Regions from separate parts of the Homo sapiens genome. Here region 2 is linked to region 1. The links are chromatin contacts, found by Hi-C or POLR2A ChIA-PET in ENCODE. All regions are on one chromosome and are shown on one strand. Each heading gives the region's core, a stretch centred on a gene start or an enhancer-like site at or near the end of the contact. The rest is flanking DNA. Distances are from core to core; before and after follow the strand shown. Region 1 overlaps ADAMTSL4-AS1 (ADAMTSL4 antisense RNA 1). Region 2 overlaps GATAD2B (GATA zinc finger domain containing 2B).

Region 1 (7,869 bases), core at 959-3,458:
ATTCATGATAGTTTTGTGTCATTTATACCCAATCCAGACTTATTTAGACCAAACAGCCTTTTTTTCCTACCAGTGTTTTCCAATTTTTATCTTAAGAGGCAGGGTCTTGCTATGTTGCCCATGCTGGAGGGCGGTGGCTATTCACAGGTGCAATTCTACTACTGATGAGCACAGGAGTTTTGACCAGCTCTATTTCCAACGTAGGCAGGTTCACCCCTCCTTAGGCAACCTGGTGGTCCCCCACTCCCAAGAAGTCACCATATTGATGCGGAACTTAGCATGAACACCAGATCAACATAGCGCACTATAGCCCTGAACTCCAGGGCTCAAGTGATTCTTCTGCCTTAGCCTCCAGAATATCTGGGACTACAAGCGCGTGCAACTGCGCCTGGCCAATTTTCCTGGGTCCAGGAAATGACAGTATTCCTGGTCTTTGTTTAAGGTACACTGTCTTGCAAACATAGGCTTATGTATAATGGTAAGCCACAAGCATTTACTAAGTTTTTTTTTGAGACATAGTCTCACTGGCCCAGGCTGGAGTGCAGTGGCACGATCTAGGATCACTGCAACCTCTGCATCCCAGGTTCAAGCAATTCTCATGCCTCAGCCTCCTAAGTAGCTGGGACCACAGGTGCACACCACCACCCCCATTTTTAGTAGAGAGAGTTTTGCCATGTTGGTCAGGCTGGTCTCAAACTCCTGACCTCAGGTGATCCACCCGCCTTGGCCTCTCAAAGTGCTGGGATTACAGGCATGAGCCACCGCGACTGGTCAAATTTTTCTTTCATACAGTAGCACTGATACATCTTTCATGGTTCATGATGGGGAAAGGAAGATACAGCGACTTCCATCCTGTTTCATACCTGACCCCAACTACCCAGCTTTGAAGTGGGGCAAGGGGCAAGGAAGCAGGTAGCCCAGCACTCCTCCCCGCCATCACCAGGCTCCTCTGCAGAGCTGTTGTTCCTTAAAGCTGACAACAAGCCACCTCATTTCAAAACACACACACACAACCTCATTTTGACACAAAGTTGTTTCCCTCTTTCTGTTTCTCTGCTTTGCCTCATGAGGGATTTCTGAGAAATGAAAAAAAGTCACCTCCCACAGCCGCAGCCTGCAGTTTTGTTTTTTGGTTTTGTTTTTACAGATGAAGAAGAGGGGGGTGGAGGAAAGGAGTATACCGCTTAAGCATCTAGTATTAATCCAAAACTCTGCAAAGTAAGAGAAATGCTCTTCCCATAGCCCTTCACCTGAGGTGTGTGCCCCACTTTCCTTAGATTTGGGCTCTCATGCAAAAGGAAATAAACAAGGTATCCTCCCCTCAGGAAAGTTCAGTAACAAAGCAGTGAAACCGAACAGCTGCTCCCTTGCAGCAGGCCAGCTGTCTCCCCTCCCCCCATTTCCACCAAGGGCCGGAGACGGTGGGAACTGCTCCAGGCAACCTAAAGGATGGCGTTGTGAGCTGAGAAAGGCAGGCCTGATAGATCTGGGCATAGGAGCTTCAGGAATAAAATGCATGTGAATGCGGTGTTTCCCAGGGAGAATTAACCGCATTCTCGCCTTCAAATCTGAATACCTGAGAGTCATAACCAGCCCAGTAGGGTAGACTATGAAATGTATAGCAAAATTTTCAAAACCAGCTCCTCCTACCAGACAAGAAAATTAACATTTTTTAGGGCACAGAACTGAAAGCATTTTTACTGAAATCTAATCCAGGATGAAACCTAACAGTTAAACATTCTTTTCCTTCTCTGCTTCTTTGGCTCTCTATCCCAGCACACCTTGTCCCAGGCTAACTTGAGTAAACATACACATGTGACCACATGAGGGCGGGAAGAACACCAAGTGGGGGTGGTGAAATTCTGAATGGAATGCAGCCCCAGCTAGTTAGGGGGCCCCGGGCTGAGACCTCTGGCACTGGCAGTAGACTTATACAGGCAAAGAAGCCAAAACAATGAGCTCATGGGCAAGAATGCAGCCTGTGGGGAAGTCTGGGCAGCTAGAGCAAACTGGTTTTTTGAATCAGGATGGGAATAGCAATAGTTGAGTCTCCCACGGGAACAGGATCAGGGAGAGTGGAAGCCACCATTCAGTATCTTAGGGTTCCAGTTAAATAACTTTTGGAAGCTCTTATTAAAATTCTGTTCTGCAGACAGCATAGTGCTCTTAGGCAAAACCTTGGTTCCTTTCCCTGACTATGTAAAACCTAGAGGGTGAAGGACCAGTGAGGCTCCAGTGACCTACCTTAGGTGATGCTCTTAAAAGAGCAACTTTATTCAAACCAGGCCTGCCAATGCCAACTCCTTCAGTCTAGATCCAAAGATGGCTATGATCCTGAGATTGTGTGTTTAGGGTCACCACTTTAACATGATACAGGAAGCAATTGAGTCTTTTCTACTTCCTAAACACAGTCCATCCAGTTGTGTGTCATTTATACCCAGTCCAGACTTATTTAGACCAAAGAGCCTTTTTTTCCTATCAGTGTTTTCCAAATTTTATCTTAAGAGGCAGGGTCTTGTTATGTTGCCCATGCTGGAGAGCAGTGGCTATTCACAGGTGCAATTCTACTACTGAGGAGCACAGGAGTTTTAACCAGCTCTATTTCCAACCTAGGCAGGTTCACCCCTACTTGGGCAACCTGATGGTCCCCCACTCCCAGGAAGTCACCATATTGATGCAGAACTTAGCGTGAACACCAGATCAACGTAGCACACTATAGCCCTGAACTCCGGGGCTCAAGTGATTCTTCTGCCTTAGCCTCCAGAATATCTGGGACTATAGGTACGTACAACTGTGCCTGGCCAAATTTTTTTTTTTTTTTTTTTTGAGATGGAGTCTCGCTCTGTCACCCAGGCTGGAGTGCAGTGGCGTGATCATGACTCACTGCAGCCTCTGCCTCCCGGGTTCAAGTGATTCTGGTGCCTCAGCCTCCCGAGTAGCTGGGACTACAGGAATAAGCCACCACGCCCAGCTAATTTTTTTGTATTTTTAGTAGAGATGGGGTTTCGCCATGTTGGCCAGGCTATCCTCGAACTCCTGACCTCAGGTGATCTGCTTGCCTCGGCCTCCCAAAGTGCTGGGATTACAGGCATGAGCCGCCACGCCTGGCTCTAATATTTTTATATAAGGCCTGAGATGGGAAAAACTGAAGTCATACAGTATTCACTGACCAAGAGCGGCGAGCAGAGAAAGAAGGCAGGGAAGGAAGATGGAATAAGAAAATTACCTACACAGTCCATCCCTGCTTCTCCCATCTCCATACACCCAGAGGGTCTTTCCCAATTCCATGCTTTGGTACGTGTTTCTTACTCATCTTTTTTTTTGAGTCTCGTTCTGTTGCCCAGGCTGGAGTGCAGTGGCATGATCTCGGATCACTGCAGCCTCCACCTCCCGGGCTCAAGTGATTCTCCGGCCTCAGCCCCCCAAGAAGCTAGGATTACAGGTGTGCACCATCACGCTCATCAAATTTTTGTGTTTTTAGTAGAGATGGGGTTTTACCATGTTGGCCACACTGGTGACCTCGGGTGATCTACCCACCTCAGCCTCTCCAAGTGCTGGGATTACAGGTATGAGCCACCGTGCCCAGCCTCGTTACTCATGTTTTAAGGTCCAACCTCACATTTCTTATGAAGCCTTCTTTACCACCCTCTACGTCTAGAAGTTGTCACCCTGCTTTTTCCCAACCCTACAATGCTTTGTACAGTGCCTTCTAATTATTTCTGTCCATGTCTATGACTCTTACTAGATTGTAAACTTTGTGTGTGTGTGTGTTTCTTTTTTTGTTAAGATAGGGTCTCACTCTGTTGCCTGGGCTGGAGTGCAGTGGCACAATTTCAGCTCACTGCAACCTCGACTTCGTAAGCTCAAGCGTTTCTCCCACCTCAGCCTCCCCAGTGGCTGGGACCACAGGCACGTGCTACTATGCCAAGCTAATTTTTTTTATGTTTTATAGAGATGGAGTTTCACCATATTGCCTGGGCTGGTCTCAAACTCCTGGGTTTAAGCAATCTGCCTGCCTTAGCCTCCCAAAGTGCTGGGATTACAGGCATGAGCCACTGCACCCAGCTAGATCACAAACTTTAACATCTAGCCACATTTGCATTCTCATTATGGGATTCGTTATGCATAAATTCTTTAGCATGCATCTCCTAAAAACAAGGTATAATACTCAAGAAATTTAACATCGATACAGTAGTAACATACAATCCATAAATTTCCGCAAATGTCCCCATGTCCTTTATAGCTTTTTGACATGTGTAGTTAGTTGTCATGTTTCTTTTGAACTATTCCCCAATCTTTTTTTGAGTTTCTTTTTTTTTTCTTTTTTTTTGAGACAGAGTCTTGCTCTGTCTCCCAGGCTGGAGTGCAGGGGCCCAATCTCAGCTCACTGCAACCTCGGCCTCCCGGGTTTAAGCAATTCTTCTGCCTCAGCCTCCCAAGTAGCTGGGACTACAGGAGTCCACCACCACACCTGGCTAATTTTTATATTTTTACTAGAGACGGAGCTTCACCATATTGGCCAGGCGGGCCTTGAACTCCTGACATTGTGATCCGCCCGCCTTGGCCTCCCAAAGTGCTGGGATTACAGGCGTGAGCCACCGCACCCGGCCTCTTTTTTTGAGTTTCTTAAGGGGAAGAATGATCTCTTTATAATTCCATTATCTAACAGTTCATGATACATAATAAGCAGTCTACTGTCATGTAATGGAAAAATGAAGACACTCTCAACATCTGGCTGCCTAGAGCTCCTGCTAAATAGACAAGCCTGGGCAATATAGCAAGACCCCATCTCTATGAACAAAACAAAACAAAACACAAGGCATGGTGAGGTACCTGTAGTACCAGCTACTTTGGAGGTTGAGGTGGGAGTATTGCTTGAGCACAGGAGTTCAAGGTTGCAGTGAACCGTGATAGTCCCACTGCACTGCAGCCTGGGCAATAGAGTGAGACCCCACCTCTTAAAAAAAAAAAAATCCTAACTTACCTCAATGTTGAAGATTTCTCATTTCCCAATGGAAAATAACTATTATTCTATGCAGGTCAAGAAGGGAACTGCAAATTAGAAACCAAGTATAGTGTGGGAACAAAAGCTTGCTACGTATATCCTTTTTCTACTTCCCAAGAATTATTAGTAAAGGACACCAAATTTTCGGAGGTGTTTTTTTTTGAGATGGAGTCTCGCTCTGTCGCCAGGCTGGAGTGCAGTGGTGTGATTTTGGCTCACTGCAATCTGGGACTACAGGCGCGTGACCCCATACCCAGCTAATTTTTGTATTTTTAGTAGAGACGGGGTTTCACCATGTTGGCCAAGCTGGTCTCAAATTCCTGACTTCGGGTGATCTGCCCGCCTTGGGCTCCCAAAGTGCTGGGATTACAGGCATAAGCCACCGCCCCTGGCCTTTTTTTTTTTTTTTTTGAGAGGAAGTCTCGCTCTGTCACCCAGACTGGAGTGCAGTGGCATGATCTTGGCTCACTGCAACCTCCACCTCCTGGGTTCAAGCAATTCTCCTGCCTCAGCCTCCTGAATAGCTGGGACTACTAGTGCCCGCCACCAGTAGTGGCGTTTAACCGTGTTGGCCAGGCTGGTCTCAAACTTCTGTCCTCAAGTGATCAGCCCGCCTTGGCCTCCCAAAGTGCTGGGATTACAGGCGTGAGCCACCTCACTAGAGAGGTATTTATTTTGTTTGAGACAGAGTCTCACACTGTCACCTGGGCTTAAGTGCAGTGGCACGATCTCGGCTCACTGCAACCTCCACCTCCGGGGTTCCTCCCAGGTTCACGTGGTTCTCCTGCCTCAGCCTCCCAAGTAGCTGGGATTACAGGCGCCCGCCACCATGCCCAGTTAATTTTTTTTATTTTTAGTAGAGATGGGGTTTCACTGTATTGGCCAGACTGGCCTCAAACTCCTGACCTCATGATCCCTCCACCTTGGCCTCCCAAAGTGCTGGGATTACAGGTGTGAGTCACCGTGCCTTTTTTTTTTTTTTTTTTTTGAGACAGCGTCTGGCTCTGTCGCCCAGGCCCCGGAGTGCAATGGCATGATCTCAGCTCACTGCAACCTCCGCCTCCCGGGTTCGAGCGATTCTCCTGCCTCAGCCTCCCAAAGTGCTGGGATTACAGGCCTGAGCCACAGCGCCCGACCCGGAGAGCTGTTTCTTAATCTGCCTGGAGGAAAATCCCCAGCCCCCAACTTTCCACATACTTCACATAGATAACACTGTAACAACTTTGAAACTAAGAGGGAGAGAATTAAGTTTTCAAATTTGAAATTGAGAAGCCTTTGAAGAGTGGCAGCGTTCTAGAAAGTTCCATGATTGAACAAGTGAAGCAAAAAACTAGGATAGACTCAACTGACCATCTGAACTCCAGGAATTAATAGCCAGTGCTTTGGGCATCTGGCTGGAGCCATGGTACGCACCAGTTGTACAAGTTATTTCATTTTAATTTTGTAAAAAAAAAAAAAAAAATCCTTCGGCTGTCACAACTGTTTTAAATAAAAATTTTGTGAAAAAACAGTATGAAGACGTTGCTCTAGATACAGAACAGGAACTGAGAAAGTCTGGTTGTGTCAAATAAAGCAAAGTGTTGATAATTCTGACTACTGATTAAGGTTACCCAGTTACTATTAAATCCAAGCTTTTAAGGTGCTGAGCAAAGGAACACTGTACCAGAAACGGCTTCACATCATAGCACGTCAATGGGAGCAATAGCACTAACTTAACTCAGGCCAAGACTTGGGCTTGGGTCCTCTGTGGCTGCTACTCTCCTACCACACCTTTGCTTGGGAGTGCACTTACACAGCTTTCTTTGTAATGATACAAAAAGTTGCTGCCTTTTGGTAGTTAGGCTCCAGAAAGGGGCTTCCAAACCAAAATGCACTTTTAAATAGAAATGCAACTGACTGCAGGGAGGCACAGAATCCTGATTGCCTGATTAGCATATGGTGCTCAGGGCTTAAAACCAAGTATGCAAACCTCACATTTGCACATTTCCATGGTGATTCAGCTCACTTTCAAGGTAGCTGAAAATAAAAGCAGGATAGGGGTTTTTGAAATTGACTGGCTTCTTTTTACCTCCTTTTGGAAAGCAGAAGGGGAAAAGCACTGCTGCCAAGAACTTCATCAAAACTCTTTAACTTTAGGTATTATTTAGGTGTTATGATAGAGTAACTGCTGTACAGTACCCTCTTACCTCAAGATCAAGGCTGGGCGCAGTGGCTCAGGTCTGTAATCGCAGCACTTCGGCTGAGGCGAGTGGATCACTGAGGTCAGGACTTCAAGACCAGCCTGACCAACACGGCAAAACCCCGTCTCTACCAAAAATAGAAAAATTAGCCGGGCATGGTGGCGGGCACCTGTAATCCCAGCTACTCGGGAGGCTGAGGTTGCAGTGAGCCGAGATTGCCCCACTGCACTCTAGCCTGGGCAAAAGAGTGAGACTGTGCCTCAAAACAAAACAAAACAAAACATACCAACACCTGGTGATTCAAAAAAATCAAGACAGAGGCTGGGTGCGATGGCTCACGCCTGTAATCCTGGCACTCTGGGAGGCAGAGGTGGGCAGATCACCTGAGGTCGGGAGTTCAAGACCAGCCTGACCAACACGGAGAAACCCCATCTCTACTAAAAATACAAAATTATCTGGGTGTGGTGGCGCATGCCTGTATTCCCAGCTACTCAGGAGGCTGAGGCAGGAGAATCATTTGAACCTGGGAGGCGGAGGTTGCGGTGAGCGGAGATCGTGCCATTGCACTCCAGCCTGGACAACAAGAGCAAAACTCCATCTCAAAAAAAAAATAATAAATAAATAAATCAAGACAGAAATTTTGATTTTAAAGAGGTTTTTGATTTTACTTGGAGGTTTAAGAAC
Region 2 (7,869 bases), core at 3,433-5,932, 3.3 Mb after region 1:
GCCCACCAGCATGGCACATGTATACATATGTAACTAACCTGCACAATGTGCACATGTACCCTAAAACTTAAAGTATAATAAAAAAAAAAAAGATTAACAGGCTTGCAAAGAGGCAAGAAAACATGACCCCTAATGAGAAGAATAATCAATCAGAAGAAATCTATTTACCCAGAACTAATTCTGTTAGAATTAAAATGACTTTAAAACAGATATTAATATTGTAACTGCATTCCATATTTTCAAAAAGTTACGCAGAGAAATGGAAGATGTACAAAAAGACTCAAATCAAACTTCTAGAGATGAAAACCAGTGTCTGAGATGAAAACTACAATGGATATAACAATAGTGTGGTACTGGCTTAAAGACAGATATGTGATCAATGGAAAAAAACTCAGAAATACACCCTAATATTTACGGTCAATTGATTTTTCAACAAGGGTGCCAAGACAGTTCAATGAGAATTGCTCAAGCACAGGAGGCTGAGGCTGCAGTGAGCCTGATCAAGCCACTGAACTCCTGCCTGGACAACAGAGCCAGACCCTGTATCAGTAAAAAAAAGAAAAAAAAAAAAATTCCAGCCTATGCAAAATAGTGATAGCCTGTCTCTACCATTAATTTAAAACATTAGGCTGGGCGTGGTGGTGGCTCACACCTATAATCCCAGCACTTTGGGAGGCTGAGACGGGTGGATCCCATGAGCTCAGGAGTTCAAGACCAGCCTGGGCAACATGACAAAACCCCACATTTATAAAATATAAAAAATTAGCCAGGTGTGGTAGTGCACGCCTACAGTTCCAGCTACTTTGGCGGGGGGCTGCAAGGGGGGGTGAGGTGGGAGGACTGCTTGAGCCTGGGAGGTTGAGGCTGCAGTGAGCAATTGCACCACTGCACTCAAGCCTGGGTGACAGAGCAAGACTCTATCTCAAAAAAATAAATAAATAAATAAATAAAAATTACCAGGCATGGTGGCATGCGTCCACAGTTCCAGCTACTCAGGAAGCTGAGGTGGAAGGATTGTTTAAGCTCTGGTGTTTGAGACTGCAGTTTACCATGATTGCACCATTGTACTCCACTGGATAATAGAGCAAGACACTATCTCTATAAACTACCGCCCCCCCCCCGCCCCAAAACTGTTCCCTTAATAACTTTTTTTGCCTTAAAGTTTGTCTTATATTAGTATGGTGACATTAACTTTCTGGTTAATATTTACCTACAACATTTTTTTCGTTGTTAATTTCAATTTCTACACCTTTATGTTTTCGACAGTATTTATCTGAATTTGTTTTTCCATTAAACCATTTCTAAAAAACTGACTAGTTTACACTTCTCATGATCACTAACATATTTAGTTTTATTTCTACCATCTTCTGTTCTATTTACCTTGCTTGTTCTGTGCTTCCTTCTTGCTATGTTTGTTTTGAGACAGTCTCACTCTGTCACCCAGGCTGGGGTGCAGTGGTGTGAACCTGACTCACTGCAACCTCTGCCTCCGAGGTTCAAGTGATTCTTCTGCCTCAGCCTCCAAAGTAGCTGGGATTACAGGTGTGTGCCACCAGTGCCCAGCTAATCTTTTTGTATTTTTTTTGTAGAGATGGGGTTTCACCATATTGGCCACGCTGGACTCGAACTCCTGGCCTCAAGTGATCCTCCCATCTCAGCCTCCTAAAGTGCTAGGATTACAGGCATTAGCCACCGTGTCCAACCCCTTCTTGTTCTTTGCGTTCTTTTTTTTTTTTTTTTTTTTTTGAGATGGAGTCTCACTCTGTCGCCCAGGCTGGAATGCAGTCGCGCGATCTCGGCTCACTGCAATCTCCGCCTCCTGGGTTCAAGCAATTCTCTGCCTCAGCCTCCCGAGTAGCTGGGATTACAGGCATCCGCCACCACTCCTGGCTAATTTTTGTATTTTTAGTAGAGACGGGGTTTCACCAGGTTGGCCAGGCTGGTCTCGAACTTCTGACCTCGTGATCCACCTGCTGCGGCCTCCCCAAGTGCTGGGATTACAGGCGTGAGCCACCGCACCTGGCCCTTCTTGCTCTTTTATGCCTTCTATTAAATTCTTATTTTTTATTTCAGTCCTATCTCATTTTTAGTTCCAACGAATTAGTCATGATTAGTGTGTTACATACAGTCAAAGCTATTTTATTTTATTTTGACGGAGTATTGCTCTGTCACCCAGGTTGGAGTGCGATGGCACAATCTCCTGGCTCACTGCAACCTCTGCTTCCTGGTTTTAAGTGATTCTTGTGCCTCAGCCTCCCAAGTAACTGAGCCTACAGACGTGCACCACCACACCTGGCTAGTTTTTGTATTTTTAGTGGAGACAGGGTTTCGCCATGTTGGCCAGGCTGGTCTTGAACTCCTGGCCTCAAGTGATCCGCCTGCCTCAGCCTCCCAAAGTGCTGGGATTACAGGTCTGACCTACTGTGCCTGGCCTGGAACTTCTATTTTTAATGTCAGTATTTTTGCAACATTGTACTTAATTATTGTATTTAGTCCCTGACCTCTGAATGCTTACAGCTGAGAAACTAGACACACTTCTGTAGATAAGTAAAAAAGACCACATCTTTTTGAGATGGAGTCTCCCTCTATCACCCAGCCTGAAGCGCACTGGTAAAATCATAGCTTACTGCAGCCTCACTCCTGAACTCAAGTGATCCTCCTCTTTAGGCCTCCCAAAGCACTGAGATTACAGGCATGAATCACTGAGCCCGGCCTAATTTTCATTCCTTCACAGTAATCTATTTGGCTGCTTTCATAAGATCTTTGTCTTTAGTGTTATTCTTTCAGGATTCACTATTTTTTTTTTCCTTGAAGATTCATATACTTAGAAATTCTGTGAAATTTTCTGCTATTATCTCTTTGAATGTTGCTACTCTCCATTTTCTCTACCCTTCCCTAGAACTCCTATGAGATATATCTTGGACCATCTCATTCTACTGTCCATGTCTCATCTCTTTTTTTCATATTTTCCATTTTTAATATATCTATGCTGCATTCTGTGTAATTTCTATTGTTCCTAATTTTCAACTGTGTTGGATATACTGTTTAACTTATATAACGAGTTAATTTGACTGATCTGCTCCAAAGCAGATCAACTTTGGATGCATATTAGAATCATCTGAGTAACTGTAAAACAAACAAACATACTGATACCATGGTCCAATTCCCAAAGATTTGATTTAATCAGTCTGCCATTGAACTCATGCAGCTATCCTTTAATAAATTCCCCAGTTAGTTCTATTATTTAGCCAGTGTTGAGAATCATCCCCTCACCATACCAACTTGGTATAGTATTTCTTACACCTTAGAAAATTCTTCCCATGACTTCCTGTCGTATTCCAGTCACTGCCCCATGTCCCTGAACCCTTCTACAGCAAAATTCCTCAAGAGTTACCTATACTCATTGTCTCTTTCTTCTGGCTTAAAACCACTTCAGTTCAGGTTTTATTCCCTCAATATAAAGAGATTATTTTTTCCAGGTCACTAATTACCTTCATGTTGCCAAGTCCAATAATTATTTACCAATCCTTATCTTATTTGAACTTTCAGCAGCATTTTATCAACTCAATCTTCCTTCCTTCTTGAACTGCTTTCTTCACTTGGCTTTTGGGACTTCACATCTCTGGGTCTTATTCTACACTCATGATCCTTTATTCTTAGTCTTCACTAGTTTCTACTCATCTTTCCACCTTCTAACTGTAAAAATGAAGTGTTCCCATGGTTTTAAATAGCATTTATATACTAATTCTCAAATTGATATTCCTAGCTGTCATTCTCCTCCGAAACTCTCTTCATGTAGTCAATTGCCTAACATCTCCATTTGGGTGTTGTCTTAGTCCATTATGCATGGTGGCTAACGCCTGTACTTCAAGCACTTTGGGAGGCCGAGGCGGGTGGATCATGAGGTCAGGAGTTCAAGAACAGCCTGGTCAAGATGGTGAAACCCCGTCCCTACTGAAAGTACAAAAAAATTAGCCAGGTGTGGTGGTGGGTGCCTGTAATCCCAGCTACTCAGAAGGCTGAGGCAGAGAACTGCTTGAACCCGGGAGGCAGAGGTTGCAGTGAGCCAATATCGCGCCACTGCACTCTGGCCTGGGCAACAGCGAGACTCATCTCAAAACAAAGCAAAAAACAAACAAACCCCCCCCCTCCCCCAGACTGGGTAATTTATATAGGGGTATGTGGGTGTGTGTGTTCTGTTTTGTTTTGTTTAGAGATGGAGTCTCTCCATGTTGCCAAACTCCTTGAGCTCAAATGATCCTCCCACCTCAGCATCCCAGGTAGCTGGGGCTATGGGTGTATGTCACCGTACCCAGCTTTGGGCACTTTATAATGACCAGAAGTTTATTGGCTATTTATTGGCACACAGTTCCAGAAGTTGGGAAGCCTAACATCAAGGTACTGGCATGTGGTGAAGACCTTCTTGCCATCTAATAACATAGCAGATGGCAAAGAGAGGGTGCCCTTTTATAACAACATTAATCCCACCCATGAGGGTAAAGCCCTAACAACTTAATCACTTCTTAAAGGTCCCACTTCTTAATATTATTACAATGTCAATTAAATTTCAACATGAATTTTGGAGGGACAAACATTCACAAGATAGCAGATATCTAACAGGCATTTTATAATCTTATGTCCAAAATTGTTTCTTCCCCTACTGTTACACATCTTAGCAAATGACACCACTATTCAAACCAAACACTTGGAGTCATTCTTAGTTCCTCTTTCTCATACCCACATGCATTCTATCTGTAAACTCTATCAGCATTACCTTCCAAATATATTTTAAATTTGACCTTGTTTTTTCTTTTTTTGAGACAGTTTCACTCTTTCACCCAGGCTGCAGTACAGTGGCGTGATCTTGGCTCACTGCAACCCCCTCCTTCCGGTTTCAAGCGATTCTCCTGCCTCAGCCTCCTGAGTAGCTGGGATTACAGACATGTGCCACCTCACCCAGCTAATGTTTTGTATTTTTAGCAGAGGTTAGGTCTCACCATGTTGGCCAGGCTGGTCTTGAACTCCTGACCTCAGGTGATCCGCCTGGCTTGGCCTCCCAAAGTGCTGGGATTACAGGCATGAGCTACCATGCCTGGCTGTATTTAATCCTTTTAAATGCACTTATTCTATGGTCTATAGTCAATGAACTGGAGATCTAGTCCTGAGAGGTAGTGTATCTGTGACTCTTATTCATGGTAAATGAGCTGTTTTCTTATTTTTTGTCACTTTTGATTATGAGCCTTGTCACAATCAAGTGGGTTATTCAGTGGGATTTTATCTGTTAGAATCCTGTGTGGCTTAAACTGTGGATCTGTTCCTCCAGAGTAGCTTTACATATGCTTCCGCTGGTTACCCCAAGGGTATTATACAGGGTCCTGAATAATTTTTTTATATTCATTTCCCAGTTTGGGGATCTCAGACCAAGCTGGTGATAATAATTTAAACCCACACAAATAAGCCCATACTTAATTATTTTTCCTTTTTAGGACAGAGTCTCACTCTGTTGCCCAGGCTGCAATGCAGTGGCACAAACTTGGCTCACTGCAGCCTTCACCTCCCGGGTTCAAGTGATCCTCCTGCCTCAGCCTCCTGAGTAGCTGGGATTACAGGCATCCGCCACCATACCCAGCTAATTTTTGTATTTTCAGTAGAGACCAGGTATCACTATGTTGGCGAGGGTGGTCTCGAACTCCTGACCTCAAGTGATCCGCCCACATCAGCCTCCCAAAATGCTGGGATTACAGGTGTGAGCCACTGCGCTCAGCCTAATAAGCCCATACTTAATTTTTAAAAAATTGTTTGTTGGCCAGGTGCGGTGGCTCACACCTGTAATCCCAGCACTTTGGGAGGCCTACGCAGGCGGATTGCTTGAGGTGAAGGAGTTTGAGACCAGCCTGGCCAACATAGTGAAACTTCGTCTCTACTAAATAAACAAAAATTAGCCAGGCGTGGTGGTGTGCGCCTATAATCTCAGCTACTCAGGAGGCTGCGGCAGGAGAATCGCTTGAACCTAGGAGGCGGAGGTTGCAGTGAGCCGGGAACGCGCCACTACACTACAGCCTGGGTGACAGAGCAAGACTCCACCTCAAAAAAAAAAAAGTTTTTTTTTGTTTTATTGTGGTAAAAACACTTAACACAAGATCTACCCTCTTAACAAATTTTCAAGTGTACAATACATTAATGTTGACTATAGGTACAGTGTTGTATGGCAGATCTCTAGAGCTTTTTCCCGTTTGACATTAATTTTACATACATTGTTTAGCAACTCCCCAATTTCTCCTCCCCCTCAGCCTTTGGCAACCACCATTTGACTCTGTCAACCTATGAATCTGACTAGATACCTCACATAAGTAGACTCACATAGTTATTTATCTTTCTGTGACTGTATTATTTCCCTTAGCATAATGTCCTCAAGCTTCATCCATGTTGTCACTCTTTGGGATCCTGATTTTATTTTGGATAAATATCTAGAAGCATGATTGCTAGACCATCTGGTAGTTCTATATTTAATATGTCAAGGAACCTCCATACTGTTTTCCATAGTGGCCGCTTGTACCATTTTGCATTCCCACCAACAGTGTGCAAGGGTTCCAATTTCTTCACTCCCTTGCCACTTAAAAAAAATAGCCATCTTGACATTGACAGGTGTGAAGTGATGATATTTCATTGTGGTTTTGATGTGTACTTCTCTGATGATTAGCAATGTTGAGCAATTTTTCATATACTTGGCCACTTTTATGTCTTCTTTGGAGAATGTCTATTCAGGTCCTTTGTCCATTTTTTTTTTAATCTTACAGTGAATTATATTGAATTCAAAGGTAGTATTCCTATTTGAGAAATAAAAAACTAAAATCAAGTTGTACAAGCAATCATCATGAGATAAATCAGTAAAGAGGCCTGCTCAGATCATACCAGAGCAGACACCAGTTTCTACCCCAGCCCGCATGAAGATGTTTTTATTCAACACAAACAGTAACAGAGGGTAACACAATGGCCACAGAATGAGAACATAAGTGCACTTGAATTTTTTGTGAGTTCTGGCTAGGCTCTAACAAGCCTAGCATTCTTTTCTTACCAGGTGAACAGAAATCATCTGCTAAAGCCAGAAACTTTAAAGCTCTTAATCCAGCTGGAAATAACTATAATTGAGGGCCTTTTTACTAGCTACTTGCTTCCCAATTTAGGGTTGCCTAGCAGGGTTAATTTCAACATAACGAAAGGTGTTAACTGGCTGGCCGCATCATTCACTGGTGACAGGGGCAAGTTTAATGAGTTTTGTGCTCAGATCGCTGGGCCTCCTGGCTGCTCTTGTCCATCTCTGCACTTTGGTCCTAAGCATTCTGAGACTCAGTCAGTTGAGGGTGAAAGGGACCTACCAGCCAGTTGAGGGGCATGTTGTTAACAAGAAATCCATCAAGTCATCTAAAGATTCCTTCATTTTCTGCAGCTGCCCCTTGCTAGAAGTGGAGGCTGTCAGACACTTCCTCAAAGGAGGCAGCATTGCAGAACACTGAGTAGATGTCGCCTGCCATCACCCTCATATGCTTGGCCTGACCTTGGATGTTCTGTGGTCATCATGGATGTTGGACAGAAGGCCGTGGCATGTGGTCTGGAGCTGCTAAGTCAGGTTGCAGGCAATAGCAAGAGTACGTGACTCGATGTGCTCTGCACAGTGGGACTCATCAGTATCATCGTATCCAATATTCCTTTTCCACTCCACCCATGAGAGCTAGAGCTTATCCTGAGCATCCTGAATTTTCTGATTGGCACTATGCACACTCTTCCTGGCAAATTCAATCAAGTGAACAGAAGAACGGAGCTGAGAAATGGTCTCTTGGCTTTTTTGCTTAGCTTCTTTAACCCTGCTGA

Evidence for each region. A loop is a pair of places that touch in the nucleus more often than their neighbours do. ChIA-PET counts read pairs that join two places held with the same protein, here RNA polymerase II (POLR2A). Pooled maps may share reads with other maps.
Region 2: a loop to region 1 is called in a map with no recorded cell type, with 5 times the contacts of the local background. The contact joins two enhancer-like sites. A Hi-C loop is called at or near these places in 2 of 37 single-sample maps with no recorded cell type and 2 of 50 pooled maps. POLR2A ChIA-PET finds 5 or more read pairs at or near these places in 1 of 52 experiments (H1).

The regions. Positions count from the first base shown.
Region 1 is chr1:150,566,468-150,574,336 of GRCh38, forward strand. ADAMTSL4-AS1 (ADAMTSL4 antisense RNA 1) reads right to left here. Exons shown (of 4, transcript NR_104133.1): 1 at 7,657-7,869; 2 at 7,192-7,354. It also overlaps the pseudogene RN7SL473P and the pseudogene RN7SL600P. Among named protein-coding and RNA genes, the nearest start is that of ADAMTSL4-AS1, 4.2 kb to the right of the region's middle. RefSeq lists enhancers at 631-1,341, 851-1,240, 1,342-2,053. Within about 2 kb of position 2,209, at least 37 of the 41 ENCODE cell types and tissues checked have a DNase peak (open chromatin) inside an H3K27ac peak, as active enhancers do.
Region 2 is chr1:153,844,834-153,852,702 of GRCh38, forward strand. The region is part of intron 1 of GATAD2B (GATA zinc finger domain containing 2B); the gene reads right to left. It also overlaps the pseudogene LOC645965. Among named protein-coding and RNA genes, the nearest start is that of SLC27A3, 73 kb to the left of the region's middle. Within about 2 kb of position 4,683, at least 3 of the 41 ENCODE cell types and tissues checked have a DNase peak (open chromatin) inside an H3K27ac peak, as active enhancers do.